2 separate regions of the Homo sapiens genome follow, and region 2 is linked to region 1. A link is a loop called in an ENCODE intact Hi-C map of the cell type or tissue named here. Cell type or tissue: heart right ventricle. All regions are shown on one strand. Each heading gives the region's core, and the rest is flanking DNA. Links, peaks and the distances in the headings are about the cores only. Region 1 overlaps LINC02827 (long intergenic non-protein coding RNA 2827). Region 2 overlaps CRACR2A (calcium release activated channel regulator 2A).

What was found. Peaks named below come from ENCODE experiments on the same cell type or tissue, not always from the same donor. Only the 100,000 strongest peaks of a DNase experiment are listed, where the experiment ranks them.
Region 2: a loop joins it to region 1, with 2.8 times the contacts of the local background. A loop is called at or near these places in 16 of 110 quality-filtered maps.

What each region holds. Positions count from the first base shown.
Region 1 is chr12:3,305,286-3,320,828 of GRCh38, forward strand. LINC02827 (long intergenic non-protein coding RNA 2827) reads left to right here. Exons shown (of 5, transcript NR_187483.1): 3 at 11,544-11,716; 4 at 12,850-14,441. It overlaps LOC100128253 (a long non-coding RNA gene), which reads right to left. Exons shown (of 12, transcript NR_148995.1): 2 at 2,463-2,533; 3 at 1,925-2,191; 4 at 1,479-1,583; 5 at 665-776. Among named protein-coding and RNA genes, the nearest start is that of LINC02827, 13 kb to the left of the region's middle. RefSeq lists an enhancer at 7,306-8,505 and a silencer at 8,534-8,583. In heart right ventricle, for the core only: a CTCF peak has its summit at 8,519; DNase peaks (open chromatin) are centred at 8,869 and 10,186; H3K27ac peaks cover 2,287 bases.
Region 2 is chr12:3,657,709-3,673,251 of GRCh38, forward strand. It overlaps CRACR2A (calcium release activated channel regulator 2A), which reads right to left. Exons shown (of 20, transcript NM_001144958.2): 8 at 1,856-1,946. Among named protein-coding and RNA genes, the nearest start is that of CRACR2A, 88 kb to the right of the region's middle. In heart right ventricle, for the core only: no CTCF peak of the experiment used is centred there; no DNase peak of the experiment used is centred there.

The sequences.
Region 1 (15,543 bases), core at 3,845-11,844:
CTGCGTTCGCGTGCACTGGTGCCCTGCAGGTCTTGGTCGGTGACACCGCCTCTGCTCTTAGCGGTACCTTTCCTCGTGCCACTCCCACCCCTCCACCTAAGCAAACCCTGCCCCTGCCCCACGGAGCCCTCCCCCCCTCCCCTGCTCCCTATTCTGGGGGTGCCCCAGCCTCACACTGTCTGCACGTTGCCTGCTGTGTGTCTGGCTTTCTGAGCGAGCCCGCGGGTGGGATTCTGTCCTATTCTTGTCTCGCCCAGGTCCTCACAGGCGCGGCCCAGTGACTGCACACTTAGTCTTGCACAGGGCTGACCAGTGGTGTGTGCTGCCCCATCCCAGTCCAGGGCTAAGTCTGTGGGGTACACGTGTGCCTGTGGGTGTGCACCTGTGTATACACGTGTGCCCTAGGCCACTATTTCAGAAAAGAGACCCCTCTGCCAACTGGGAGCTGAGCCTGAGTCTTGGGGAGATGGGGTGAGGGCTTCCGCACTGAGCCATGATGCCCCTGGATCTTGGAGCTCATGACGTCTATGTCTTCCACTTGCCTGACGTTCCCTGGGCCAAGACCAAGGCCCCAGGCCCAGGGGGTGAGGGTGGGGAGTGGGGTGGCAGAGAGAGGGGGACCAGAGCAGGTGGGTAGAGCAGACTTGGATTTTCTGACACAAACCCATCAGGATCTGGAACAGTGGCGTCCAGGAGAACTTTCTGCGATGGAGGCAGCGTCCTGCATCTGTGCTGCCCAGCTCCGCGTTCACTCACCATCTGGGGCTCCTGAGTGCCTGAAATGTGGTTGGTGCGAGCAAGGAACTGGATTTTGTTTAATTTAACTGTAAATAGCCACATGTGGGCGGTGGCTGCCGTATTGGACAGCACAGCTCTGAGGTCCACTGCCCGCCCCCTATGTCTGGCAGGATGGTGGGCCTCGCTGGAGGGATCTGCCGCATCTTTTCTTGGAAAGGAGACCACCTTTCTGTCCCTCAGCATCCTGCCTGCTGGCTCACAACTGGGGAGTTCTGTTGGTGGCTTAGCTGAAATACCCCCGTCGGGTAGCGCTCCCTTTTATGGGGCTTCAGCTCCCCGCTCCCCAGGGAAGAAGGAAGGCAGCCTTACAGACAGGAGAAACCCGGAGAGAGGCTTCCTGGCCCAGATCCTGGCAGGAGATGGAGTTCTCCTGGTACTGCCAGCTTCCTGCCCACCAGGACCCAGAACGGGAAGACAGCAGGGGTGGGTTTGGAGGAGGGAGTCAAGGAGAGGGAGGGAGAGGAACCAGGCTTCAGCAGGCACTTCTCACGGTGGTAGGGACTTTACAGGTGTGACCGAATTTAATGCTCACATACCCTAAAGAGGCTTCATTTTAGGGATGTGGCAACCGAGGCTCAGAGAGGGTAAGTAACTTGCCAGGGCCACACAGACAGGAAAGAAGAGAGTCAGGATTTGAACCTGTGTCTGCTTGGCCTTCAAGGCCATAGGGCATGGTGTACCTCCTGCTGCAGCCGGTCTACTGAGGCGGGGATCTGTGTGGCTCTAGCCTGCCCGCAGTTCTTGGTCAGAGTCTGGCTCAAGTGCTGCTTCTGTTCATCACTCAGCTGAGGAGTGATAAGATGGCATCAGCGGGACCACCCCACCCTTGCCTACCACCCAGGCCTGCTGCCAGGCCTCCCCAGCTAACTCTAGAGCACTGTGGCCTGTGGATGGTGCGATGACTATCAGTGGGAAACAGGGCAGAAGATGGCCATAAAGAGGAGGTTACAGAAGCTGGGCCCTGATTCAGGGCGCAGGTGCACTGGGCAGAGCTGAGGGAGGCTGGGAGGCTCAGGTAAAGGGTGGCAGCCAGAGGTGGTGGGAGGCGGAGGTGAGGCTAGACACCAGAAACTGAAATGTCTATTGATCTTAATTTTGATTAAGAGGTGATATTCAAAATACTTACAATTGTTACCCTGTGAGCACCACTCCAGCATGGCTTAAACAGCCAGCAGGGTTGTGTTGTCTCTACCAGCTGAACGTTACCCTGGTCATGGCCTCAAACTCTCGATTCAGAGGGCAGCAGGGTGGGAGCAGATGGGACTGGTCACTGCGTCTCTGTTCAATCCAGGCAGGCAAGACCCGATCCTGTCTTCAGGGTCTTCCATGTGATCCTGGCCCAGGCCTTTCTTCTTGGATGCCTCTGACAGATGGATTCATTCTCTAGACCATCCTTGAAAGGGGAGAGGGATGACCTAAGCTCCCACGGGAAGCCCCCCTCCCCAACTCCCATGCAGAAGACATCAGCATCAGTGGAGTCAGGGAATTGCTGAAGCCAGGGCCAGCAGCTGGGATCCAGATGTGTGGAAGATTGCCAGGGTGGAAAGCGGGACCACCCCTGTGCCTGCCGCAGCTTCCCCCATCACCATGCACCCCCCTTATCCCCGCGCATGGCTTCATCGGGACACAGACAGAGAATGGAGGAGGAGGAAGCATCCACTCACCCTCTGGTAACACACATGGGCCGGGACTCCCGCCACCAGCTCAACCAGATAATAAGTGACAGGCAGAAATACTAGGAGCAAGGAGAGAAGAGGGTCACCACCAGGGATCAGGACACGCCTATGACCGATGTTTCCCCAACGTGGTGGGGGTGGTAGAGATAGCTGCTAGGGACCCCCATCACCTGTGCCATCTACCTTCTCTCGCCAGCAGCTCTGGACATCCCAGCCTTGCTGGCTGCTGGCAGCGAGTTTCCTACTCATCCCTTTGCTCATTGGACTGGCAGCAATTCAGTAATCCACCTACCCATCCAATATGTATAAATACCTGCTGTATGCCAGGTGCCAAGTAGCGTAAGACAACTATTGTCCTCAAAGTTATTAATGGTGGGGAGGACAGGTGAGTGATTACAATCAATGTAATTGCTATCAGTGTAACTGTGGGTTAAGCCCTAGAAATGATGGGAGGCTCCTGGCGGGGAGGGCAGTCAGAGAAGGCTTCCTGGAGGCGGTGACACCTGAGGGGCATCTCTAAGGACAAGCAGGCATTAGCCAAGCGAAGAAGGAGGGAAGTGCATTCCAGGCAGACGGGAGCGCACGTACAAAGCCTGGAGCCTGAGGAAAGCATGGGGCACTTGTGTTCAGGGAGCAGAGTGCGCCCACATGGCTGGAGTGCAGGGCTGGGCAGCAGCAACCAAGGCTCAGGAAAAAGCAAAGGCAGAAATCAGAAAGGTGATTCGTGTGTCCTCTTCCAGCCCCGATGCCCATTCCCTGTCCTGCGTGGCCCCGCAGGGGTTCTCAGTTCCTCTCACCGCTGCCTGGCCACCTCTAGGCTTGGGGTTGCCCTTCTTGCTTTATGGCCCCGCTGCAGCCACTGCCTGACTTCCTGGCCATGCACACACGCAGGGAAGGTGTGACCCTCCTCATTCCCAGCTGGCTTTCCACCTCAGGGAGGCTCGTGCTCCACCCTGACCCTGGCGTGTTCTTGCAGCAGCCAACAGGTCTGAAACGCATGTCAGTCCCACTTGGGCTGGAGGGGGCAGGGAGAGGGGGATGAAGCCAGATAAGTTCAGGCAACCGAGGAGCACTGGGCAGGAACAAGGGAAGAGAAGGGAGGAGAGAAGACGGGGGAGGACTGTTGATGGAAATTGGCCGTGCCCTGGGGGAGTTCAGCCGCACTCATGAGCACCTCCCCCCGAGCTGCCCCTGGGCACTGCCCACCCCTCTGGCCACAGCAGGGTAGCTGCCCATAGTCACTGGGATGGCTGGGTTCTAGGGAAGGCCCAGGCTATGGGTGACACCTGACGCTCTAGGGCTCACCCAGCAGGGAAAGGAGGGTGGGCTGGAGGGAGACAGTTGGGGGTGGGGGGCTCCTTAGGATGGACTGGGGCTGTGGCCAGTTTCAGAGGCAAGGCCAGTGCAGGGGCCCATGGGGCTTATCCAATCACCTCCTGCACCATTCGGCAAGGAGCCTGGTATGAGCAGGGCTTAAGGAACACAAGGAGAGGGGACATTTCTTCATACAGGGAAAGAGCCTCAGCCCAAGAATAAGGCTTTTAAATGAAGCGAGTTACTCGCCCCCTGCTCCAAGTTTACTGCGCCGTATTTGTTGTCTCCCAGCGTTGGAGCTGGCCAACAGTGGGGATAGCGGGGGAATTTTCCGTCTCGGAATAACGGTGTCAGGCCTGCCCCCATCACTTGAGGGCCTGAGGCAAAGCCTATGAAACAGGTCCCTACCTCACTCCTTTTCTACCCCAGGCTCTATGCTGCACCAGGAAAGGCCTCCTGTCCGCCCTCCCCCAGGGGGAGATGCCCCTTAGCCGAGCCCGTGGAGAGGGCTGGGTGTGGTGCTGTGTGGGTACAGGTGAGAGGGGCACGTCCCAGGGGTCCCGTCAGCTCCAGGACACCTGTGCAGATGCTGCATGCATAGGCTGAATGGACAGAGGATTCCAAGCTCCTGGGTTCCTGGGAGGAGGTCTAGAAGTGGGGAAAGGGAGCCGCAGGTTCCACAAAGGGACATCTCTCAGCCCCACAGACTTTCCGCTCCATGGGGAGAGGTGTGGAGGAAGGAGGGCTGAGTGCGGCCCAGGCAAAGGCCCCGCTTGCCTGGGTCTGTGGGTGGTATTGAGTGGTATCCCCAGGAAGCTGAGGCAGGAGGCTGACGAGGGTTTGTGGATGGTTCCTCTGCTGGGGGAGCCCCTGAAAAGTAGGGCCTGAATGCCAAGGGAGGCTGGCAGAGATGCCCATGAACTGGCCTTGGGTCTAGTCTCCACCATCTGCTGACTCCAGTCGGGTGGCTGCTAGTGCCTTGGTGTAAATTAGAAAAATGTGCTCCAATGAGAAAAAATGTGGCTCAGAAAGAGTCGAGTGGCCCGCATTTCAGCCTTCTCTGGTCCCCTTGCATAGGACGCAACGTTTAGGGCCATCCACGGTGGCCCTGACTGTGGGCTGTGCCTCCCTGTCCTCATCAGCAGATGGGGAAGATGTCTACTGCCGGTTCTGCCCACCCCAAGTGGATGGGGGCACCCAACAGGGAAGTGGTGGGAGGGACAGGCTTCAGTGGTCTGCCCTGCCTCCTGACTTCCCTGAAGTTGAGGTCCCATAGCATGAGGTGTGTGGTCCTTGTCAGCCAGTGGCAGGTGCGGTTGGTGCAGCCCAGCACTCACCCTCCTGGGAGCCGCCTGGCCCATCAGACAGAGTGTGGCTGCTTCCACCCGCACCCAGGGGCTCTCCCAGACCCCCGCACTGCTGGGCCCCACAGCTCCTCTCTGACATGGGTGCCTTTCCCGCTGGCTCCAAATTGCCCTCCCCTCCCACTGTGGTGCACAGGCCGACTCCCTGCTGCCGCCCAGAACCTAGAGGGAGTGAGGTGCTGCAGCGTCTGTAACTGAACGGGAGACCCAGGCCGCTGGCAGCAGGGAGGGCTGCATCCTGGCATCTCACCACCTTCCTTCTATTACCACCATGGGCTGGGAGTCAGGCCCAGAAGATAGTCCTGAAGAGGTGGCAGCGTCACGCTGCTCCCCTGGGAGTCCCTGCCCTGGTTGCTATTCAAGACAGGGTGGGGAACAGGGAGGATGGGAAGGGAGAGACACAACCTCACCGCTTAAGTTTAATGGCAGGCTGTTAGCACCCGCCAGTGCTGCAAAGTCCGGTCAGAGGCATCACACAGGCTACCGACCTGCTGGAGGGGTGAGGAGGAGGGGGGGGCGAGTGCTGGGCAGGGGTGAGGGGTGTGGGGACAGCCTCCCGAGTAAGGGGCTCCAGCATGTAAGGACACCTGGGAGGGGAGCGAGGGGCTGGCCTGGGACTTCAAGGGACTGAGGCTGGGTGGCCCCAGCTGCTGGCTCCAGGCAGCAGCTTCCGCAGCGGGAGGGCTGCAGGTGTGTGACTCACCTGGGTGGGGGAGGCCCTGAGTCACGGCTCCTGGTGTGACAGCCCCAGGAAGCAGGCCAAGAGCCCTGCTCATCTGGATCCCGCACTGAGGCTGGCTAGAACTCCCGGGCAGTGGGCCGGGCTGTTGGGCCTTTAGCTGTGTGACAGCACAGATGCCAACAAATCCACCTTTGCCCCGCTACCCTGCATTTACCCAGCGTTTCCCGGCTCCCTCCGTGCATCGGAATCATCTCAGGGCTCCCGCGGCACATGTTGGCTGTCTGCAAAGCGGAGAAACATCCCTCGTGTTGCTTTATGAAGCTCCTTTCATGCAGGCCAGGCATCTAGCCTTCAGGCCTTTGCTCTCTCCGTCCCCAACTGCCTGGAAAGCCGGTGCCTCCTTGTCCTTCAATACCCAGCTCAGCTCAGTCATGGCTCCACTAAGCCATGCCAGGTAGCAGCGATGGCTACTCCCTGCCCTCCAATGCCTGCAGCGTGTCATCTGCTGTCTCCTGACACCAGCACTTTCTGCTTTGCCCCTTCTCTCCTCAGCTAGGCGGGGCTCCGCCTCCGTGTCCCTCCGCATGCCTGCTGCATGATTCCTGGGTGTAGGTCTCCACTGGATGAACGGCACAACTTCCCCCACTGCCCTGTATCAGTTGCTTTTGTTTCAGGTGTTACCACTGTCCCCCCAGAATGACTGTGAGCTTCTGGGCATGGGGACCAGCACACTCCTCCACGGTGCCTGGTGCATGCTCAGTGTAGAGGCATGCTTGGTGAACATCCCCTGATTAAGGTGTGGGCGTGCGCTGTCTTACAAAGCACACCTGGGAGGCAGCAGGAACCCGTGGGAGCGTGCCAGCCCCACACTGAGGGCAGTAGTTTCATCTTTTTCTGGTACTTCCGAGAGTACCATAGAACAATTACCTTAGTTAAATTTATACCAGTGCTTCTCAACCTGGCTGGATTTGGCCCTCAGGGGACATTTGGCAATGTCTGGAGACTTTTGCTGTTGTCATTAGCTGGGGAAGGAGTATTACCAGTGGGTAGAGACCAGGGATGCTGCTGAGCGCCCTACAGCGCATGGGGCAGTCCCCTGCGGCAAAGAATCATCAGGCCCCAAATGTCGGTAGCGCCGAGGTTGAGAAACCCTGGGCCACACATTGACAGCTGACGCTGGGACTTGATTTGTTTATGTGCCCCTATACACTACGGGAGGCACAAATGGAAGATCCGAGGAGCCAGGAACGGAACACGGACAGAAGCATGCACGGCCTTGTGCGCTGTGCCTGCCTGGGAGGGCAGCTCTGTGGCAGGAGGCTGCTCACCTGGACACAGGAAGGATCAGGGAAGCCCGTACTGCTCCAGCTCACATCCTCACGGGACCTGGAGGCTGGAGAGGGAATTCCAGGAGTCCAGGTACATCCTGTCTGGTCCCAAGATCTCTGAAGGGTTCCCTGGGGACAGTCTGTTTCCTGAAGCAGCTGTGGAGTCCTCCAGCTTCCTTCGTGAGCTAGGGAGGGGGGTGCTGCCGTGATTCTGTAAGAGCTTGACTCCAGGAAGCACGAAGAAGGCTCCAGAGACAGCTTTTGCCTTGATTAAGTTTGATTTGATGTGTTTTTGAATTATTAAACAAAAGTCAGTAAGAAATTCTCAGGTGCCCTGTAATCTGGAGGAGTTCTATTTCCACACGGTTAGTATCACTGGACCCCATGCTGTCCTGCTTCTCCCAGCTCACCAGACCAAGGAGGGTCCATGCTGCACCAGCAGAGCCCCGCATTCTCTTCAGCGTCCCCACCCCCCCCCCCAGAATTGCTGGCCAGTGGCTTAGGAGGCAACACCCCAACTCAGGGTGTGCTGGTCTTGCTTCTCAAGCCTAGTAGGAGAAGAGCAGAGGGGCACGCAGTGTTTTCAGGGCGGGAGCAGCAGAAAGCATCCCTTTTCTTTCTCCAAAAGAAAAAAAAAGCACCCTTCCTTGGCAGAGTCAGCACCTTGCTCATGTGAGCAGCCCAGGAGCACCAAGCAGAGCCCGGCACACGGTGGTGCTCCATGACAGTGACAGCCAACATGTATGAGTGCTCCCAGGTGCCGGCCCCCTTGCAAACACTTTGCGTGTCTCTCCCATCCACCCTCAGAGATGAGTACTAGCATTACTCATCACATTGCCACGTGGGCACGAGCATCAGCCTCGTTTTCTAGATGAGCACACGTGCGTGGAGAAGCTAAGTAGCTTGCCTGAGGTCACACAGCAAATACGTGGCTGGGTGAGGCATGGAACCCAGGAATTCTGGCTGCAGAGCCTGTGCTCGGACCTGCTACGTGCTACTTTCCCCACTGAACAACGGATGCGCGGATGGATGGATGAGCACTGGGCTCATTTAGCGGGGATTCAGCACGTTAGGGCTGGTGTGGTTCAGGTGGACACAGGGGTGTTAGGTGCTCCCCCAAGGGACAGGGTGTCAGGAGGGGTGAGGGGTGAGAGGGTGAAGATGGAGAAAAAAAAGGGAAGCCCAGGGAAGCTTTCCCCAGGCACACGAGCATCCCTCACTGCCCTGCGCTCAGCCTCTTGCCAACTGTCCAGGGCACCAGCCTTCTGTGGTCCCCTTGCATAGGACACAACCTTTAGGGCCATCCATGGTGGCCCTGTGGGCTGAGCTTCTGTATCCTCGCCAGCAGATGGGGTAAGTCAGTGATGCTCCAGGCAGTACCCCCTTGGGCAGGCTGCCCTGCTCCTTGCCAGCAGTGGTGGAGCATCTCCTGCCTGCTCCTCCACCCCCGTGGCTTGTCCTGGGTTCAGGGCCACGGGCTGTAATGTGGGTCTCTGCCCCCTCCACCCTTCCCATTACTCAGCCCAGCCTACTCTGATCTCAGAAGCTAGTCACTGTCTCTACAGCCTGTGAAGCATTCCCTGTGTGTACACAGATCCTCACACAGCAAAGCTTCCAGCCTCCCTGCCTTTGCTCTCTGGCTGTTCCTCCTGCCTGGAATTCCCTGCCCTGGCCCCATCTGTGTTCCGTTTATTGGCTGCTCAGCCACCAATATTCAGCTCAGGCATGGCCTCCATAAAGCCTTGGGCCAGAAGCTTCTGACCCGTGAGCTCACTGCTGGCATCGTTGTTTCCGAGCCTCCTTCTGGCTCCAGGCCTCTCTGCTTGTCTTGCTCCCTGGGCTGTGTACACTTGGATCCCTGCTTGCCCTCCTGGCTCTCACCTGTGCCTTGTTGTGCCTTCGTGGACCCTGTGCACCAGGGTGTGAACTGAACCTACCCAATGAACTCCAGTCTGACCCCCAGCTCCACTCTGGTTTTTGTGACCGGTCTGCCCCCTGCAGACTCAGGGCTGCACCATCCTTCTAGAAGCAACCATCTAATGGCCTGGTCTGATGGAAACGGGTAATGAGAATCCCAAAGAAAGCTCCTCTAGCATCTGCCTTCCATAAGAACGACTCAATTTCAGGCTCAAAACATAGAGGGAACCAGTGTTTTAGGCACAGAATGGGACCCAAACGTTAATTCCCACCCCTTCCTCATACCATAGTGGGGTTTTTTCCATTAACTCTTTAACAGGGCAGCTTAAACTAGAAGCAGAGTTGGATACTTTCTAAAACTATAGATCCAAAGTGAAGCTGGAACAGCATAGCATTTTCTGAATCAAACCAATACTTTCTTTAATGAGACGCTTTGCAGGAAATATGCAGAAATATTTCTCATTGTGACATTGAGACGAGTAACTAGAAATGGAATCTTTGGAGGGACTTATACCACATGGGGGCAAACTGAGCCCCAGATAAGAGTTTCTGGGGCAGATGCACTGGTGCATAAGAGACAGGGCAACTGAGCTTCAGCTGGTGCCATCCTTGAGGTAAGTTTGAAGAACTTTGTAAAACTGGAATTTCAGAATTTCTCCATTGGACTGATTCTGCCACAAAGAGGGAGCTTCGTGGAAGCATTCATTTTCCTCTTTTGTCTCTCCAACCATCCTGTATGATTAGAGAGACACAGGGTTTGCAAAATTTCCTGCAAGTGATAGCCTGATGGTGGAGGCTCGGTGTCCAGGCAGGTCACGACAAGGTGGAGGGACTAGCCTATTCCCAGAACAGCCTCGCATCAGCACAACACAAGGATCAAGACGTCGCCAAGTTAAGCTGGAGGGAGAAGAGCCCAGCCTGAGGCTCCCAGCCGGCTGTGTTTGAGAGGATCACAGAAGCAGGTGGAGGGAGGGCCAGGGAGCCCAGAACGACCGGCCAAACAGGAAAAGACGAAGCCAGCTGTTTAAACGGCAATGACCTCAGGGCGAATTATTTTCTGGCAATTAACCATGGACTGGAGGCAGCTCAGAGGTGCAGCTGCCTGGCCTGTTTGTGCAAACCAGAGGATGTGAATTTGGAAGCCTCAAGCCATTCCTGTAACAAGATGTCATTGTCGGAAGGCTGAAGGTGACCTCTACCCCTCCTGGCCCCAGCCCAGGGCTCACACCCTGGGCTATCCAGCCGCAGCTATGGTGGAGGTTGGGACTCAGCCATTCCACTGGGAGCAGCTCTACAGTGAGGACAAGAGGATGAGCTCTGGCCAGTTTCTGATACTAACATACATTCCTGACCCGGGGGGCTGGGAGCAGAGAAGAGGACCAGGGCTGGGGTAAGGAGAGCTGTAGATGCGATGGAGTGAGGGTTAAGTTGGAAGAGGCAGGGAGGGAGCAAACTGGATGCTGGGGAAGCAGGAGGTATTCTACAAGCACATCAAGGAAATGCAGCTGAGCAGTTGCACTTGCTCACACCTGTAAGCCCAGCAACTTGGAGCTGAGGCAGGAGAACTGCTTGAGTCCAGGAGTTTGAGACCAGCCTGGACAATATAGCAAGACCTGTTTCTCAAAAAATAAAATAGGAAAAAAAGAGAAAATGTGGCTGAGGCCATCCAAAGCGCCAGCCCAAATGTTGGGGTCTAAGAGGAACGTGTGTGTGTGTGTGTGTGTGTGTGTGTGTGTGTGGTGGGGGGTGGGCCTGGAAGGAGAACAGAATTCCAGAACTACACGCCCAAGACAGGCGTCCACTGAGCTTCAAGCTGGGACTATTAAGAACTTAGTTGGAATGGGCTGAGTCAGGGCAGCACCCAGAGAGGGCAGCAGGGCCTGGCCAGCAGGCTGGGGGGATGGGGGCCAGGTGCCCCATGGGGAGACACAGAGCAGGGGACTCAGAGGATGCTCAGTGGATTCAGGTATAGGGAGGTGACCAATTGCCACTTCTTCCCAGCCCCCCCTGGAAAGCACTAGACATTCCCGTGGCTGTCTTCTTACAGGCTTTGGACAGAGATGGTGCAGCCTGCAGATACCTGTGCACACAGGTGGACAGAAGGGACTGTGCAGGTGGTGAAGGTGGGATAAGAGCAGTGGCAAGGGCCCCAGGGCAGGACTAGTGGTGTGTCCCTCGCAGTGATAATTCATCCTAGGACAAAAGTGGCTATGGGGGGTAGGGAAGGCTACCAAGAACAAGAGTGAGGAGATACCAAGAACAGGGCAGCCTAAAGGTTAGGAAAAGTCCTGAGGCCCAGAGAGGTCAGAGCCTCTGACCAAATCCAAACACAAATTCAAACCACCTGCACGGTCCTTTACCTTTTAATGCAGGCACCTGGTGTTCCTCGCTAGACTCCAAGCCTAGAACTGGGCCACAGTCCCGTTCTTCCTCTCCCCTTCTCACCCTGTGTTTTGCCCAGCAGAGCAGGAAAGCTGAGAATGTGCTGGAAATGCTTGTTGAGGCCGACGTGTCAGGCAGCCCATCAGTGCAGGATGGAGCCTCGGTTGCAGAGAACTGCAGGGAGGTGGTGTGGAAGCTCATTGGCTGTAAGAACTGCTCCGCTGCGACAGTGCTGCTGGAGGTGGTGGTGAACAGGTACACCCACTGCAGCCTGGAGAGGTGGATGTTGACGCAAAGTCTATGAGTCTCTTGTGCAGCCAGCTCAAGGCTGGCTCTTCAGGATGTTTGTGTCCTGCTTCCCAAAGAGCCTTCAGGCTTCAGAGGTCATCTTCTCCATTCCCCTGGCTCTACCACACAAGCCACCCTGGATGAGGAGAGGTTCATGCCAGAGAGGGGTCGGGATTCTCCAAGCCCTGGCTGCAGGAGAATTTTTGGAGCATGGGGGCTGTCATCTGACCAAAGATGAAAATACCACCTAACAGACGAGGCAAGGCCCACCGTGGGGCTGGGTGGCTGGTGGAGCAACAGAAAGGAACATGTGGGTGAGAAATGAGGGGAGGATGCAGTCCAGTTCCCGGGTCCAGGGACCCAGGTTCCCCCGAACTTCCCACCAGTCCCAGCTTCTTTAGAGGATGTGGCCCAGCCAAGGCTGTGGGGGTCTGGGGGCAGTGGGCCCAAGAATAACTCTTACTTATGTAGGTCTCTTCTCAAAGGAGCTTGGCCATGGTGACGGTGATGAGAATGTTCACCAGAGCCACATTTTTACAATCTTTATATAATGTGGTGACTCGTTTCCTAAGACCTGAAAATACTTCCTCCTTATCCTCACACCTCGTCCCAGATAAAATGGCAATGCCAAAGTGGCAAAGCAGAAAGCAGTGACTTACCTGAGGCCCCAGAGCAAGCTGGGCAAGCTCCATGAAAACCAGCTTTTCAGCCTGAGCCCAGATATTATCTTTGATCCTGGACCCCATTGCCCTGGCTGACCAAGCCTCGGCATATTTGATGGAAGTGTTGCAATTCTGGCTCCCCTCATTTTCAGAAATTAGTTTCTAGGACTTCTTACTTTTTAATCCATCCCCTGATAAAGACCCAGTTAAGTCTGAACCATCCATCATGATGTTCATTTGGCTTAAGATATAAAAGTTTTCAGAGCCCACATTCAAAACTCTAAAAATATCTTCCTCTTTTGATCTAGGTGGCATCTGTCCTGGTCATCGGCCTCGGGTCCAGATGGCCTGAATTATCTGTCTCTCTCATGCAGTCTTTGCTAAAAGAGAAGGTCTGGTGTAAATAATTTAAACCCCATTCCCTTCCCCTCTCTGCAGATTTCTGATGCCAAGCTGATCATCGTCTCAGCACCAGCAAAGACATGCTATTCCCGTCCCTGACGAGCATTTCCTTCTTGAGAAAGTGATTTTGAGGGGCTGCAGATGTACTTGGAGGAAGGTTTGGGCCGGGACAGATGACGTGCCCATGTGGGAGCTGGACGGCCCCTCTCTGGGTAGCTCCCTGGGAACTCCCATGTCCGCCTCCCGCTGCCTCCTGATCCAAGGTGGATGCACTTCATTTGAGGCCTGGTCTTTCGTCCTTCCCTCTCCTCTTCGGGGACCACTTTGTCTAGTGCTAGACTCATTGTGCTTCCCCCTTGGGGCTTCCTTCAGCCCTCAGCCGATTCAAGACTTCAAAAGGAAGTTGGACATGGAGAGGAAAAAAGAAATGAAACCAGGAAGGAACCGCCAAGAAGCACACAACGCGTTTATGCTGCCTTAACCACACGCTTGACTCTAAATGGGTTTAAAAATTCTTACTTGTGTTAGCCCAAGAAAGTTTCTGCAGCCGTCTTTTTGGTTTAAACAATCAAATACTCAATAATTCTGGGGCTGGTGGGCCAGGATATGGGTTACTCAGATCTTCTGCTTCACCCCATGCTCGGTCCCTGAGCCAGTTCTGTCATTGGTTCTTTCAGACCAGGGCAGGAAAAGTCAAGAAAGCAAAAGCGGATTCTAGGCTGTGGGGTTTGCTGTTTGCTAGCCCCCTGGCAGAGATGCCTGTCCTTGCAGTCCTGAACTGGTGGCCAAGTGTGCATGCATGCACGTGCAGGTGTGTGCATGTGCAGGTGTGCATGCGTGTATGTGCGCACACACATTCATGCTTGTACATGTTTGTGTACACGCACACTTTTTTCTGCTTTCAATTTCAAGCTGTTGCCTCCCTGATGTGTCTGTTTAGTGACTTGAGCCAGAAAGATTCCCGGTTCTATGTGGGATGAGAATGAACGCAGGCAGGTCTCCACAGAAGTGAGTAAAGTAGAGCTGAGAAGAAGGACATTGTCTCATGCCAGCCTGTCCAATAGCCACTTTGCCCCAGCCCTGCCTCAAGCCCCAGAGAGATGACAAGGCTCTCTCTGTTTGTCGACTCCTTGAAGCTCAGAAAGGTGGGTCAAGAGGTGCCCGTCAAGCGTTTAGGCAAGCACAGGACCCTGATCTTTACTAAGTCTCCACATCTCTCTTGCACAGCCCTGGGCTCAGGGCTTGGTCCCCTCTGGGCAGGCCATCCAGACTAAGTGACAGTCAGATTGTGTGTGGGGAGGCTAGAGACATCCATTCTTCATGGATCAGCCTGAATGGCTGGACAGATCTTGCAAATGGATTGTGTAAGACAGAGTGTGGAAGAGGAGGCTGTGATCAGTGGCTTGGAGAGCAGAGTGTGGTCAGGCGCTAAACCTAAGGCTTTTCTGGGAAGAGCTGTTAAGATTAGACTGTTCTCCCAAAAAGCCAATAATTCTGAGTGTCTCCATTAATGCCTAGGTAGCCCATACTCTCACCCAGCCGGTGCCCTTCAGCCTGGAACCTTTGGATGGAGGATTGGACCTTGTGACCTTCAAGTTCCCTTCCGAACCAAATATGCTCTAACCCAGGTATGCTGTTATTTTCTTATATAATGGGAGCAAGGAGGCACTGGGATGCCCAAGGCGTCTAGGGTCTCACCATGACACCCCTGGTCTCCTGCCCTAGTGGTCTGGCTGGGTCCTGCACAGAGCCCTCTCTTGTAATCAGCCAGATCTCCAAGAGCCACGGCTCCACACAGACCTACCCATAGATGGACGGCAGGGTGTGCCCTGCACACATTCATCCCTGCCCCGCTCAGCTTCCTGCCCCTCTGCCTTCGTTCAGCCTTGGTCCCCAGGAGAAGCAGACTCTTGGAGGCAATTCCAACAGGCTGCAATTCCCAGTCCAGCTCCGGCCCTTACTTCCTGCACGTCTCAGCCTGGCCTCCTCATCTGTAAAGCAGGGGTGAATACTACCTCTTTGGATGCAGTGGAGTGTGGTGGGTCATGGTGGATCAGAGCATGGGCTTGGAGCTAGACCACATGCCACTCGCCAGCAATGTGTGTCGCACATTTGAAAACTTCACATTTTCCTGCTGCCTCCACATCCCCAGACACAGGTGGTGTGCACCTGCCTGGGTGACCCAGTGCACTATTGTCACGGGGCCGGCCGTGCCACAAGTTCCCCTGACTGTGACCTAGTAACGTTCAAATGCACTGGTGGAATTCCCTCGTGTCTGTTTTTGGTGTGCTTCACTCTGATCCCCAATAAAAAAGCCTCACCCGCTCTCTGCCCCCCACCTGCTTGGTGGAGCCTGGGCCCTGGGTGCTCCTCCCATGCGACCCCTCCCAGCGGAGTGTGCAGTGACTCTGTGGGGCCTGTGAGTCTGGGAACACCTGTTGCCCTGCGCCTCTCCTGTGCCTCCTCTTGCGGCTGCCCCCGATTGACCATTACCTAAAATAATCACACACACAGTGTGGTTCTGGACAAATCACTTCCCTGCCCCTGCCCTCTGTTTCCTCCCCTGTCAATGCACATAGTAAGAATAAGCTGCTCTTTGGGGCACAGAGAGGACAGAGTTGATGTGTGAGTGTTGAGAATGGTGCTTGGCAGAGAGTTCAGATTATTGGGACTTTGCAGGTTGCTATAGTAAGGACAGAGGTAGGTGGCTCTCGGTGAACAGTGGCCATT
Region 2 (15,543 bases), core at 2,943-10,942, 350 kb after region 1:
GCTGCTGCTCTCTGTGAAAAATGCTGGGAGCAGCGAGCGGCTCCAGAATCCCCATGATGATGTGGCTGTACCCACAATGGGCCTACAGAGCATCCTCACAATGCGCCAGGACAGGGCGTTCAGGGGGTGTAGCATCACATCCTGGGGTTGGAAGGTGCAAGTGATTAGGTACTTCCTTCACGGTCAAACAAACTGGTAAGGGTCAAGCCAGGATCCAAATTCCGGTCCGAGGGTCCAGCCTTTTCCATGATGTCAGAAACTGTAGCACCACTATCCTTGATCTATCTCCAGGCAAAAGCCTTTGTATCTAATGGCTTAATAGTGCTGCAAAAACATCTGAGCAGTTTCCATGTTCACCCAGAAGGCATAAATCTAAGCACTGAGCTTTAAAGGCATTTGGTGTCAAGAAGGGAGAAGGAGGGAGCAGAAGGGGAGAGGGAGGCTGGGTCACCTACAGTGATGCAAACTTGTCCTTGAATTTTTTTCCTCTGACCTCTGCCCTCGCCCATTCCCCATGCCCTGGCCCAGCATTTACTTCCAAAATCACGTCTTTTCCTTTAGCTAGGACCTCTGACCTATAGTCATGGCCCAGGCAGAGGGGACAAGATGCCCCATGGAGCTCAGCCTCTCTGTGCAGGATGTCATTCGGGATAAAGGGGGTGGCTGTCCGATGGCGGGGAGGTGGGGTGGGGAGCTGCTGTTCTCAGGAACTATTTTGGGATCTGCTGATGAGAAGTGTGTGAGTTCTGTCTGCCGTCAACTAGGTTGAGGGGCAGGAGCAGCCAGAATGCTTTCAGGCGCTACAAGAGGGAGGAGGCCTGGAAATGCTGACAAGCCTCCAGAGGGCGCTAATTGGAGGACACGACCAGATTTTCTTGAAAAGCACTCCGATTCCCTCAGTTTGAATGACATCTGTGATAATAAATGCAGCAGTGGTGTCGATAATCTGAGGCAGCATAAAACTTAAAATTGGCTCAAGAGAAGGGGTTGTGAGAATAGCCGGGCTTAGTGCTGAGCGGCAAGGGAGGCTGCCATCTAAGATCAAAGCCTTTTCTGCAGAGAACTCACCAAGTAGATAGTCCAAAAATGGGTACTAGAGAGTTCTCTGAAGCTTTTTTTTTTTTAAATTAGTTTTATGAACATGTTTCCAGAAGGATCCTGCTTACCTTGGCAAAGAAGAGGATTTCGCCAATCCTGACCTCTTGAGACAAATGGCAGGGCTTGGGAAGGGGCTGATAAGGGTCAGACCAGGAAGAGGGAAGGGAGTTACCACTTCCTCCGTGGTATCTGTGGAAGGTGGGATTTGTTTTTTCTTGGCTATTAAATTTTCCATGTGTCTAAGGGTAAAGGATAGGTAGCACAGGCTCTAATGCTTGTCCACTTAGGGGAGCTGCTGGGCACAGGGTGAACTGGGCTGGTGCATTTGGGTGCATTTGCCATATAAATCTAGGAAGTCAATGTCAGATCCAATTTAACAGGGAAAGCATGAGCCTCCATCCTTTCATTCATTCACTCATTCACTTGTTCATTCATTCATTCATTTAACAAACACTTGTTGAGCACCTAGTATGTTCCAGGCATTGTCTATGTGCTGAGGATACCTTAGTTAATAAAAGATAAAATCTCTGCTCTTTTGCAACTTATATGCTAGCAGGAGGAGATAGACACTCAATAAAAATAAACAAGGATATTACATGTCCTGTGTGAAGGTGATAAATGCCTTGAAAAAAAAATACAGCAGAGAAAGAGGGAATCAATAGTGCATGGATGGGGGCACCAAAATCTTAAACCTGGGGGAGACAGAGCAGATATGTCAAGCTGGCCTCAGAGCCAAGCCTGGGGAGCGTACACTTACCTTCAGGAGAAACTGCTCCTTCTCACTTTTGATTTGTTGTTCCATCTCCTCATAGAGATGCTGGATTTCTTCATCATAAGCAGCAATTTTCCTACAGAGGTGGCAAAAGGAGAGTCTCATTGAGGTTCCCCTACTCCACAGCGGTAGCTCCTGGAGCTCAGACACCAGTTCCCCAACTCTGGAGCTGTGGGTGTGGGGGTGACAGCATAGGTCAGGTCAGCCAACGCTATAAGATCAGTCCCTCATGATCAGCTAACCCGACAAGGGATGCAGACCACAGAGGCCTTGCGAGACCTGCCCCTGCAACTGTTAGGTTTCATGTGGCCTCTCCTCCTTCTGTCCCCCAGCCATCACTCCTAGATGATCCCTATGCTCCTCGGTGAAGCTTCCCTGGACCATCTCCCTTTATTTTACTTTATTTCAACACAAGCCCACAGGCCTCTGCCAGACGTATCATCCCTGTTCCCGCTGATCTCCACGCTCATAGACTATATGAAGTTGCATTGTGTGGGTTTCTTTCCTGTTCCGTTTCCTGGTTTATCTTGTCCCTGTTTGCATGCTTTCTCTCTGCCTGTCCACATCAGGACCCTCTGACCCTGCACTCTCAGGGGACTCTCCCTGTATGCCTGAGTTTGTGTGATCCATGTTTCTCATGAGATTCTCAAGAGATTCCATGATGATGACAACAAGAGCTACCACACCCCCCACCACAAAGCAAAAGCGACAATGTCTAGTGCCTGTGCCATCTCAGGCTCCAGGGCACAGGCAGACAGTGTGAGACAGGCGAGGCTGGTTGGAGGATGGCGATGACAATGAGATGTCCTCATCCCCACTCTCCTTCTCAGCATCCTTTTCCCACTCTTTCCTCTCCCCCGTCAGAAAGTAAGTACCTAGAGAGATGAAGACAAACACACAGCCTATAGAGAGATGAAGACAAACACACAGCCATGGGGACAAGTTTTGTAGGTCATCCCCACGGATGACCCTTTTCTGCTTCCCCCCTCTCCCCATGATACATCCAACTTCAATGCCCCTCCAAATTCAAACAGGAAAGATCTGGTAGTAGCATTGGAACTGAAACTGGGAGTTACCACACTGAATTATTAACATTCCCAGATAGTTGCATTTTCATACCTTTTTTGCTGACCATGCAGTGAAAGACCCTCTCTGTGGCCCTTACTCCCTATCCTCTCCCCATCCTGTTAAGGAAACTTCAGGCTCTGTGAACAGGCTAATGTGGCTATCAAGGCCTGTTCTGAACATGCAACACACACACACACACACACACACACACACACACACACACACACACACACACACACACAATTTTGGCCCCTGCCATTCTAACTTAAATGATGGCAAGCCCACTGTGCCCTTTATTTAAGGGACTTCAATAATTGAGGAAACAGCCCTGGTTCTCAGTTTTAAGAGGTACTAGGAAGATTTCTGAACTGAACATAAAGGATGGGAATATATTTATTCCCCTGAGCCCTCCATCATTTTAACCCCTAACTCCCATGTCCACTTGGGCCTCCAATCCAGGACCAGACCTTCTCTGCTGTCCAAGGCTTTGCCACAGCCCAATTTCTGTCCCTTTCTCACCTGCCACCTGTTGGGAGAGCATTTTCACCATGTGCACAGGTGAACAATGAACAGGAGTCATTTTGATTGGCATCCTTCCAGCTTTACAGAAACCACAAATCTGACCCAGACAAAGGAACAGTGTGTGAGACTCCATGGTCAGGGGCATTGATCACAGAGCACAGCCTTGGAGTTCCCTTGCTTGGCTGCAACCCCAAGACCAGAAACTTGATTTTGAGTGACTGTACAGTAACGGTCCAGGGTGGGCTCAGCAAGAGATGACAGTCCTCCCAGACCTCCACAAGCTGGGACCCCGTCTTCATGGATACGTCCTGCATCCCTTACTCTTTTTGGCTAAGAGTAAGAAATCTCTTCTTGTTAAATGACCAATGTTTGGGATTGTTACTTTTGCTCTGAGCTAACTCATAAGAATTAAAATAAAATCTTGGAGGGAAAGTAAGGAAAAAGGCTCATGCTATTGACCCTGATACTTCAGTGACAGAAGCAGATACAGTTTGAAGGAACTTTCAGAAAGCAAGATGTTTTCTCTTGGTCCCTGGAATGACCTTCCTGTGTTTGAAGAAACTCAGATGCTAGATGGTAAATGATATCAAGGAAAACTTTAGACAGAGATTCCAGCTATATAAATACGGTAAAACTAATAAAGTAAGATGAGAGAAACTTAAACATTGATTTGGCTCTGCTAAAGCAATTCATATAAAGTTATTCATATAAACGGCTTACTATTTATTTCTAATAACCATGCGGGGCATTAATTCTATAATATAATTAAATGTGCTATAGTAACTTTGATCTACTTTTTATTTGATTAAATTAACACACTCTAAGTTTTTCATGCTCACATACCAGCTTGCTGGTATGTGAATTAAGTTATTTTACAAACCACTAAAAAATAACTGGCAGGAAGATAGATACAGGGTTTGAAGAGTGCCTCCTCCTAGCCCTCACTCACAAAGGCTAGGCCTACCACAGAGAAGCCCTAGGATTCCAGGTGGGCATCAGAGATCCTGGGCCCAACCAGACTCATATATGGAAGCAAGCTTTTGGAAAGTTGGTCTGCTGTGAGACTCTCCAGGCTTGAATGACTATGAGAAGCCTCGGTTAGAACACACTAATCCCAGGAATGGGGAAGATTAAGGTGCTGTGCATACCAGTCATGTCACTAAACCAGCGCAGGGACGAGAAGACTTGCATTCTGATCCCAGAACCAGCTCCTTTCCTCAGTGTGACCTTGGGTAAGTGCTCTGACCTCCTCACATCCTGAGGCGGTACCTGCCCTATGTTCCTCCCTACATTGTCATAAAGAACAAATGAGAGTGGATGTGAAAAGCGTCAGAACCACAGAGCCCTCAGTAAATGTAAGGGATTATTTACTCCTGTCATTTTAATCATGGACTGTGGAGGACAAAGGGCAGTGCTCCCCAGGGGGAAGAGAGTCTTGGTTTCAAGGATAAAAGGCCTGCTGGGTTTGGAAAGGCTGATGCAATTGGGAAGATGAAGAAGAAATAACTCAGTCAATAAAAGTGCCTGTCAGACCAATCCATTGGAGACCCAGGCTGTGTGTGAGCAGGAGCTGCAGAGCCAGGAGCCTGTGTCTGCAGGAGCCCCGCAGTGGCTGCGCGGGCAGTGGCAGCAAGAGACACTAAAAAGATGTGCACATATGGTGAGTCACATTCAGCAAGGCTCGCCATATTCTGCCATCAGGGGAAAGAGACAACTCATCATGTTTGCTTATCATATACATCCTCGTTGCCACAATTTCTAAAACCACTTCTATTGCCTAATGCATATAAATGGACTTTGAAGTCTTCTCTGTGAAGATTTTGCCATCTATTCCAACCCTCATGACCCCTTCTCTGAACTCAGATGACAGCATATGTCTTCATTTGATCATTTAACAATTAATCTTAAATAGTCCTGAACAACTGTTTCATTTGGGTTCATGTTGTCTCAATTAGGTTATAAACACGCAGGCATTTATGTCACCCACAGGGCCTGAACTCAAAATGTTAATGCCAAAAACCTGTAAAAACTCAATTTACAATTTTGGGTACCGAACTCAGAAGCTCATGGACCATTTCGAGGGAATACTAGATACCATGGGAGTTAAAGAACTTCAGATTTGGAAGGTTTGTCTGATCTAACTACCTGTTTTTCCAGTGTTAAAATTCTTGCGACAATACCACGTCAAGGACTTACCCAGACTAGGTTAGAATACCCCCAGTGACAGAGAACTTGCTGTTTCTCTAAGCAGTTATTTCATCTTTGGGATATTCTGGCTCACAGAAATCTGTCTTTCCATGACCTTACTCTTCTTCTGCATAAAAGCCTTTCATGTATTTCAGAATGGCATCAAGACTTCAAGGAGTTGCCTTGGGTTCCGGTCAAGCCTCTCCACTTCCTCCAACTGTGTCTCACATGGATTTTTTACAAATCCCTTTACAATTCCCTTCATGCTTCTTCAGATGGGCCGTAATGATCTTTCTCAAGCCACGGCAGTGCCAAACTGAATGCCCAGTGTATGAGTTGGACTTGTGCAGATTAGAGCTGACTATTACCTCTCTTGTTCTAGATGCTGCATATCTATTCATACAGCCTAAAACCTCATTAACTTTTCTTGGCAGCCACATTACAGTTGACGTATGTGGAACCCATTCGTCAACTAAAATCTCTAAATTTTATGTCTGTGTGATCATTTTTGTTTTAAAGATAGTACTACTGAATCATATCTCCTCCACTTTGTGCTTCTGCCATTGGCGTTTTGAACACACAGCAACATCTCAAATGTAATGCTGTTAGATTTTGTGTTTGCTATTTCTAGTCCATCTTTCCAGCCTGTCACTATGCTAATAGGTTTCAGTTGGTCATGCAGTGTTTCAATGACCTTCCAAGTTTCATTGACATTTTAAATCTTCAATCAGGATGTAGGCTAAATAATCTATAATGTTGGTTTTTATAATTTAATGCATCTGAGAGTTATTTAAAAGACAGTTTATTAAAAGGTACAAACTATTGGTTTCTAGTTTTATTATATTATAGTAAGAAATGGTTTTGGAATCTATTGGTTATCTTTCCTCTGTAGCCACAAACATGATCAATTTTTGTACAACTTCTATGAGAGGGATATATATTCTATTTGTAAGGCACACAATTCTATATTCGTCTCTAAAGTGTATTCATTGATGGCTTCAAATACTTTATATCCTTCTTGTACTTTTGCCTGACTAATGTGTCAAATCTGAAGCAAATTTGTTAAAGTCTAAAGTCTTTTTTTTTATTAAGTTTTCTTTATTTTTTCTAAAAGCTTCTGCCTTATGTGTCTTCCTGTTGTGTTGTTTGGTGCACAAAGCTTAATACATGTTGTTCTTCTTTATGGATGGAATTTTTTTATTACTTCAAAACATTCCCCGTTTATCTTCCTATACTCATGCCATTGGAAAAATATTAGACAAAATGAGGACGACAACCTGTAGCAGAGATCTCTGAGATGTTAATTAGTGACATGTAGGCATAGCTATTCAACCTATCTTCTCTTAGCCATTCTCAAAACACTCCTTCTGGCCGGGCACAGTGGCTCACGCTTGTAATCCCAGCACTTTGAGAGGCCAAGGTGGGCAGATCACCTGAGGTCAGGAGTTCAAAACCAGCCTGACCAACATGGCGAAATCCCCTCTCTGCTAAAAATACAAAAAGTAGCCAGGTGTGGTGGTACACGTCTGTAGCCCCAGCTACTCAGGAGGCTGGAGCAGGAGAATCACTTGAGCCCAGAAGGCGGAGGTTGCAGTGCGCCAAGATCAGGCCACTGCACTCCAACCTGGGTAACAGAGTGAGACTCCGTCTCAAAAACAAACAAACACTTCTTCACCTGGCTCCCAGAACTCAAATGGTATCTATTTAATTATTTCATTTTCTACCATCTGACCCTAATCATTTTGAGTTATGTAACGCAGAAGAGACGAAGAAGAGGTAGATGAAAGAAGAGTGAGGGCAAGAGACATGAGTTCTCAGTGGAAGAGAAGGACAAAGATGTGGAGGACCAGAGTTAGCAACAGTCATGAGCACTAATATTTATCCTCCCCGTCCTTTTCTTTCCCCATGATAGCTGGGTAGTTCTTCTGGCATGTTTCAGGGTAGTCTAGGTCACAGACCGTTTGCTGACACAGGTATGGTTGCCTCAAAGTTCATTAGATCCAGAAACAGAAGGTCTGGGTTCAAGTCTTGGTTCTGACATTTACAAACTTTCTGGCCTTGGATAAGTCACATTACCTCAGTAAGCCTGAAGTGTCCTATATCTGAAAAATCAGTTGGTAATACCTACTTCAGATAGAAGTTGTGAAGATTAAAAAAGATAATGCATGTGGAAGTGTCTAGCACAATAAGATGCATTTAACAAATTCTAATTAAATAAGTTTTCTGATTCTCCAGAGGCCAAGGACCCCATTCTGAGAGCCACTGCTCTATAGCTCCTTCAGATGTCAGCCAAGGGTCAAGTAGAAACTGGGGGGTGGAGGATCAAGTGGCAGCTTGTTGTATGTGGTGTGAAGAAATGTGTGCAGGAATGGTGAAGGAGTTGGGGACAGAAGACACAGGGTGGATAAAACCTGACGAGGCTCAATAGAGAAGACTAAATGTGGAGAGAGAAGTCCATACATCCCACCAACATTGAAAAGTGTTGATGAAGCCCTTCTTACAGTATGACTCTGGGCAAAATATTTTCGACTGAAGTTATACTCTCTGTGTAATTTAGCATCTAAGAGTACTGAGCCCAGTGCTATAGTGGCAGGGAGGAAAGGAACTGATAGAAGAAGCCATGCACTATGAGGCAGACCCAAAAGAACCCTCCTAGGTTCTGGCTGATGGTCATCTGTGACCTCAGAGCCCTGCTAGGGGGAAGTAAAGGAAGCTACCTGCTCTGGTGGTGGGGAGGAGGGGGGAGTTATCAGGGGAAAAGCTAAGAAGAGGTGAGTTCAGAATAGGGAGATTCTCAACAGCAGAGGGGAGAGAGTACCAGTGAGATACTGCGGATGCCATAAGGGCAACAGTGGATTGGAAAGAATGAGTCCTACTGAAAACCCAGATGAAAACCCAGGTCCAGCTCAGGGCATTAAACATCTTCACCCAAGATATCTGGTTCTGGCAAATGTCCCTCCCTAAAGGACGGCTGCGTGTGTGTGTGTGTGTGTGTGTGTGCGTGCGTGTGCGCGTGCGCGCGCACGCGCGCACACGCTCATGTGTACATCTGGTGCTGGGTTACTGGGGAGCTAAGGATGGGAGGCAGATGGGATATGAAACAAGGATATAGGGGTGAAGAATTCATTATTCTAATGTAAATACAAAGCGTAGCTTCTGAGAGGCCTTTAGAGATAATTTGCAGGGAACTACAAGGTGAGATGTAGTTAGCGTTAACTTATCCTGCCAGCCTCCCACAGGAACTGTGAAAATTAATTAACCTTCACAAAGTGTTTTGCACATGGCAAGTTAAGGTGCTACGCCGGAGCGAGGCATTAATACTCAACATCACTGGAGCTCCAGCTAACGGCACATAGGCCAAGGCCTTCCTGCTGTGGAATACTGCTTGGTCAAAAGATTTTTTTCCTGCTTTTTCTCTCCTTTGTCCTCCCTTTTAAATAAAATCTGTTGGGATTTCAGAGGGTCTTAGAAAGTCGTCCATTCCCCTGCCTAGGCTGTAGGCAGGGGTGTGCTGAAATCATTCCAAGAAAAATGTAGCTTCTGCCTTTTGTAAATGAAAGCGTAGGCTTGGCCTTGGAGAGAGGAAATGGCATTTCTCTACAATTTAGGTACATTTCAGGAGCTTGAACTCAAGGCAGAGTTTCAGAAATGGCCCCTGGCCTTGGAGAGTTGCCATTCTGATTGCATGTGTCTTTGGGGCTGTGGTTTGATCAATTATGTCTCCCGGTTTGCAAAGTTAGATGCAAAGAGAAGGAGAATCCCTCCTCCCCATCACAGAATGAAAGCTTATAAAGCTCATGTATTCCCTATGCCTTTGGTTTTCAAGTGAAGAAAATGAGGGTCAAAACAGTGAAGTAACCAAATTTCCAAGGGTCAGAGTAGCAGGCAGAACCCAGGCCTTGACTTGGGTCCCATGGTTCCATTCACATCACTACGATGTCTGGCCCAGCAGCCTAGGTTGTAAAATAGATAACTCCATACATTTGCATTTAGAATTGTCAGTCTTCCAAATTACACCTGGAATCTGTCAACTGGGGAGTGAGCACGAACTGGAGCAAGGTTATGGGGCCAACAGTCCACACTGCCATGGCCAAAGAGAGGCAAGATTATGGGAGGGGCTTGACTCCCATTCCCCCATGTTACCCACATTCCCTCCCACCCCCTGCCTCAACGTGCTGATCACAGAATGAAGACCCTCAACTGCAGAAGTCTCAAGAAGTCTGCTCTTTGCAAGAGAAGAACATGGAAGCAAATTCAGCCTCAGCCAGTTTTGTGCTTGGAATGGGAATGGTAAACAGGGTTTTAGACTCCCCACTGCCCTCTGCCACCTTCTTCAGGCAGCTGCAGTCCTCTGACAGCTAAGAAGCTCTCACTAGAAAAATCCTGTTTAGAGTTTTGTTCCCCTGAAATCAGTCTCTCTCAGTCTCTGTAATTATCTGCTTATCTCTGTCTCTCTCCATCTCCATCTCTCTCACACACACGTGGGCGCATGCACGTGCACACACATACATGCATGATTAGAGTAGAGCTGAATGAAAGGAAAACGTAAGAGTTTGTAGAAAATTCTGCAAAGGCTGTGAAATTGCCGATTGGATTTTCAAGATGGATGGTTTCTTCCAAATTAGATTCTGCTGCCTGTATAAACCAACTTTGCAGCTTTATCCTATTCTATAAAGCAAACCATTTTTTATTAGTCAGGTTTACAAATCATGCCCATGGTGTACACAGAGCACAAACCGTCCTCACTTTTCAATTTGCTCTCAGGGCAATGTTAACAATATGCTCAACATAATAATATACCCACAGAAGACATGCATTAGATTAAGTCACAACCTCGTCACCTAGAGTCCTCGCCGAGAACTTCACCCTAAGAATAGGACTAGCATTCCAGATTGGAAGGGCACCATGGGATATACCTTTTGCTGGCTGACTGATTCTGGAAGAACTGGCTAAAGCAGCATTTCTCAGAGTGTGGTCTACAGCCTGCCTGTATCAGAACCGCCTGGGATGTGTGTTATGGTGCACGTTCCTGGGCCCCTTCCCTGAGACGCACCGATTTAGACTCCCTAGGGGAGGGGGAACTACCTTTTAATTTAAAAATCCTCTGGTAAATCTAAGCAACCTACCATTCAAGAACTATGCAGCTGAGGCCTTCCCCAAGGTCACTAAGAACTCTGTGGAATGTAAGGACCACCTGCCAGGAATATGAGGCTTTATTTGCTGCCCTATCTGGAGGCAGGGCCAGTGACATGATGACATCTCTTCCCTGAAAAGCTTTGGGGACAGTTTCCTTGTCCTCGAGGCTCCACAACACAGGCTGCCGATCCTTAGGCTTGTGTGGGTGTGCAGGCCATCATAGCTGGGGCTGCCTGTCAGTCTGTAAGGTGCACTCCCTCCTGGACTGGACACCTTCCCAGAGCACAGGGAATCACCATGGACCGGAAGTGGCTCAATAGCAGCTGGTAGGGGCTGCAACTTAAGGGCCTGTGAGCTCCTAAGAAAGTGCCTGAGGTCTGATTCAGATGGACCAGGGAACACTGTGCAGATAAGGAGCTGATTCCAAAGAGGGCATGAGGACTGCTGCTAAGCTTGTCAAGGCCGATGCCAAACAGGCAACAACCAATGATGCCAAACAGGCAGCCAGCTGGTATTCCCAGGCTACAGAGCTGCAGAGGATTGAGCAGGAGCCCTCCCAGAGCACAGCCTAGGGCTGGCCTTTGATCTAGAAAACACTTTCCTTCAGAGCTCAAAGCACCCCACTCAGAAGCTGCCTAATTTATCCTTGCCCCCATACATTACAAATACAGACGTTAAGCCCCCACCTCAGACAAGTGAACTGGTGCCCCTGGGGTGGGACCTCTGGCATCCCAAAATGGTTCTGGTGAAAAGTCTGGATCTACTGCTGCCTCCAGACAGCACTGCTCTATGTGCCCTGGAGAGCTCAAGCTTTTGTTCCAGAAAAAGGTAAATGCAGGGGATGCTTTCCATGGCAAAGAAATTCCCAATTCTAAGTTCTCCCCAATGTCTACACTATATCCCTCATGCTAAAGTGTGAAGACCTCCGCACATCTGCACTGTGAATGCTGAAGGGACTTGCTGAGTGGAAGTCTCACCTCCCTTCCTTGGAGAGAAGTAGAGGCCCACAAGGGGCTCAAATCCGAAATTTCTTCAACCTCTGTGCAAAAGGACAAGGGTGTGGGAGACTGAATGCTCCCAGACTCCTTTCCTGCTCCTATTTCTGATATGCAGGTTAAAAAAAATTCATGGCTGTGAGTGAGGACTCTGGGTTGTTTCTAACAATGCTCCAGGACACTCTGAGGGGTTCTCCTGGCCTTAGCTATTGAGGGCTTGCCTAGCACTCAGCCACCTCAGTTGCCACGTCCTCCCTCCCAGGAAGTGGAGTAAATGTGAGGAGGAAGCTGGGGTGGGCCTTTTCCACTCACAGCCACCGTGCGACCTGGGGGATATGGCCCAGCCTGGGAGGCTGGGGACAGGGAGTGTGTGTCCTGCCTAACCTGCATAAGGCCAGACTCCCCCAGAGGTCAGCCTCATTTTCTCTGGCCCTGTGGGAGAAAGGTGTGTGGTCTGCACAAGGAGAAAAATTAGAGGCTATGCTGCCCATGGCAACGCTGTCTAATGTTTCATTTGCAGGAGGATTTTCTGGTCTGTCTTGTGCAGAATTTCCAGGCATCTAAGCGCTATCTCCTTGGTGTGATCATGAACTCCTCAAGGAGAGGGACTCTATGTTCCCTTTGCTTAACTCAGAGCCTGGCATGGAGGGAGTGCTGGTTCGATGCTAGCTACTGGTTACACACAGACTGTGTTCCGCCTGGTGCCTGGCCTGGGGCAGACATGCAGCAGTCGTGACTTGAGCTGTCATCCCCAGCTTCTGGGATAGGCATTCATTGAAATGTCATCCACTGTAATGAAAAGTGAGTGTGTGGAGGCGCCTGGGAGATATTCTCACAGCTCACCAGAACCCGCTCTTCTTGGGATTCCTCTAGGCTCCCTCCCAAATCAGGCCATCCCCAAGAGATTCCTCCCACTTCCTCTCTAAAACCTGAAAATGTCCCTCCCACAAACAACCTCACACCTCCAAACTCACTTTCTAGATGTCTCAGAATCACTAACCTCACCCTGAGTCATTTGCAAAGAATCCCATTTTCATATCCTATACCCTATTGGGATTTCCAGTCTCTTGTTTGATGTCTGAGTTACAAGTGCCTTTATACATAGGTCCACCAGCAAGGTGTGACCCACCTTTTTTTAAAAAATAGAAGAGACTAAAAGAGGCTCTAGTAGAAAACATCCGATGTTGCCAATAAGGAAACTGATGCCCAGAGAGGTAATGCAAGTTGCCTGAGGTTACACAGCTGGTAAGTGCCAGTGGCTGGGCAAGAGCTCCAGTCCTTCCTGCCTCCTATTTCAGTGCCCTGCTCAAAACAGTCTGCAGTTCTCTGGTTCTGCATCCAGAGAATACCTCTGGAATGGGACTGGCCAAAGAGTTCAGTGAGTCCCCAATCCCAACACAGTTCCCTAGCAGGGAGTGGGCCTTGATCAGCTGACCCCAGAGCAAGCATGGCTGGCAGGGATACTGACTGAGGATGGGCATGGAGAGGCTGGAACCTTTGGCTGAGCTGGTTTTGCACATGCAGCCAAGAGTGGCTTGACTTTTATCTCAACAACGTTTCGAGCACAATTACTAAATGAGGACAAACCACTAATACAGGCCCTTAAAGATGGATGCCAGGGCTAAGCAGCTCTCCAGCAAGTCAGGGGTACTTGTTTCTTCCTGCAGAAATGCAGGCCAGCAGAGGAGGTCCTGCAGATGAGATGCCAGGCTAAGGCTGGGTAATTGCCCACTGTTTCAGACTGCAATTATCTCCTTAGAGAACAGAAGAATGCCTTCCTCTCTGGGAGAGACCACTTAACTTTTGCTGAGGCTCCTCCAGGTGATCAGTGCTGGGGTCAGAGAGGAGAAAGGGTGAAGTGGGGTCAGCCACTAATCTAGCCCCCTTATTTTATAGATAGGAAAACCAAGGCTCAAGAGAAGCCAAGAAATGTGAGCAGTCACAGAGCTAGCTGGTTGCAAAGCCACACATGACTCAAAACCAGAAACTCCTGATTCCGAGCCTCCCACTTCCCAAAGTTACACACTAAGCACCTGGACACCCTGCTAAAATGCAGATTCGGTGGGGCTGGGGGCAAGACTCTGCATTCCTAAGATGTTTCCAGGTGACGCCAATGTTGCGGGTCCATGGACTACACTTTCAACAGCAAGTCTCTACACTGTTGTCTGGAAGGATACAGGGATCCTTAAACTTAGCCTCTGATTATATTCAGGCTCAAACTCTCCACTTCAGCCAGACAAATCCTCTAAGATTAACAAAGATACTTATTTAAAATACTAATAATTATTATTTTGACATTCATTGAATACTTATGTGCCAGCACTGTTCCAAATACTTACATGCATTATTTCATTTAATACTGAAAACTCTGTGAGATGGATACTGTCCCTATCTTACAGATAAGGAAGCTGAGACTCAGAGAGGTTAGGTAACTTGTCCTAAGTTGCACAGCTAGTAAATGGCAGACTCAAGAATCAAATTCAGTTCTGTCTGATTCTTAATTAGGTAATGGCTACATAAAAATATACCCTTTAATCCTTCCCTTCTCTGAGCTTTGGGAGCCTCTCCCCAGAATGTTCTTAACAGTTCTCCAGCCAAACTATGTTTCCTCCAGTGATACTTGTCCTCAGCTTCCTCATAATGCAGAGTCCTAAAAGTCCTTTCTCCCCAGATCTGTGTATACCCAATGGACCTCAACAAGTTATTTTTAGAGTTAAGGTCAGGGAGACACAAGACGAAAAGGAGCCGGGACTCAGAATAATGTGTAAATAGATGATCTACACAGCAAGACACATGGTGATCTTGCTCAATTAGAGGCTGCATGTTTGCTCTAAGACTATTTCAGCACAAACTCTGAAACTGCCTTCCAGGCTTTGCTGGAAGTATCTGAATGGAGGAGCAGGTGGTCTGTGGAACTGCATAGCCAAGGGATTGTTGAGGCTTCCTACAGAAAATGAGCAAATCTCTGGGTGTGTACAAGATTTCATGGCAGAAGCATGGGGCAGGGCCTCCTCTGTATATGCTTCCAAGCTCTACTCAAACCCAGCCCTGTGTTGTAGCCTCACCTTCAGGGTTATGAACCATCCCTAGTCATACCACATCTAAGTCCATGTTCATAAAATGCGAGCTCATGGCTGTAAATGTTTGTTAAAGGACTATGAACAGCACAGTGCCCATAACCATGCATTAATTCTCATGAAGGGACTGGTGTCTAGTGGGCTTGCCCCAGTTTTGTGATATACCTGCCTGTTCTGACTCTGGTTCAGTTCTTCAGCAGCTTCTTCAGGGCTGTGAGTGAGGAGGACTCTGGGTTGTTTCTAACAATGCTTGGTCCTGTCTCCTGGAGAGGTCTTGGAGGCAAATAGGGTAGACGAAGAGACATGAGGCCGTGACGGGAGAGAGCGGCCAGGAGGAGGGACATTCAGCAGGGCTATAGGTCACCTTACCAAACACGCCACCTCTGCAAAGTGGGCTGATCTGGCCCTGGGGGATGGCCCAGTATGCTGGGGTCTTACTGCCTGGAGGCAAGCAGAGTGATTTTTCTTCTGGTCACAGGCACCTGGCTAGCTCACTCCCAGTCCTGGCTCTACTGTTCACAAGCTATGCCTTCTGGGGTGTACTACTTAACCTTTCTGGGTTTCCAACCCTCCGCCTGCAAAATGTGCAGATAATAAATGTGCAAAATGATAACCAGTCCCTCCTTCAAAGCGTTGTGGTGAGAACTAAATAAGCTAGTGTATAAAAAGTATTTAGAATAGTGCCTAC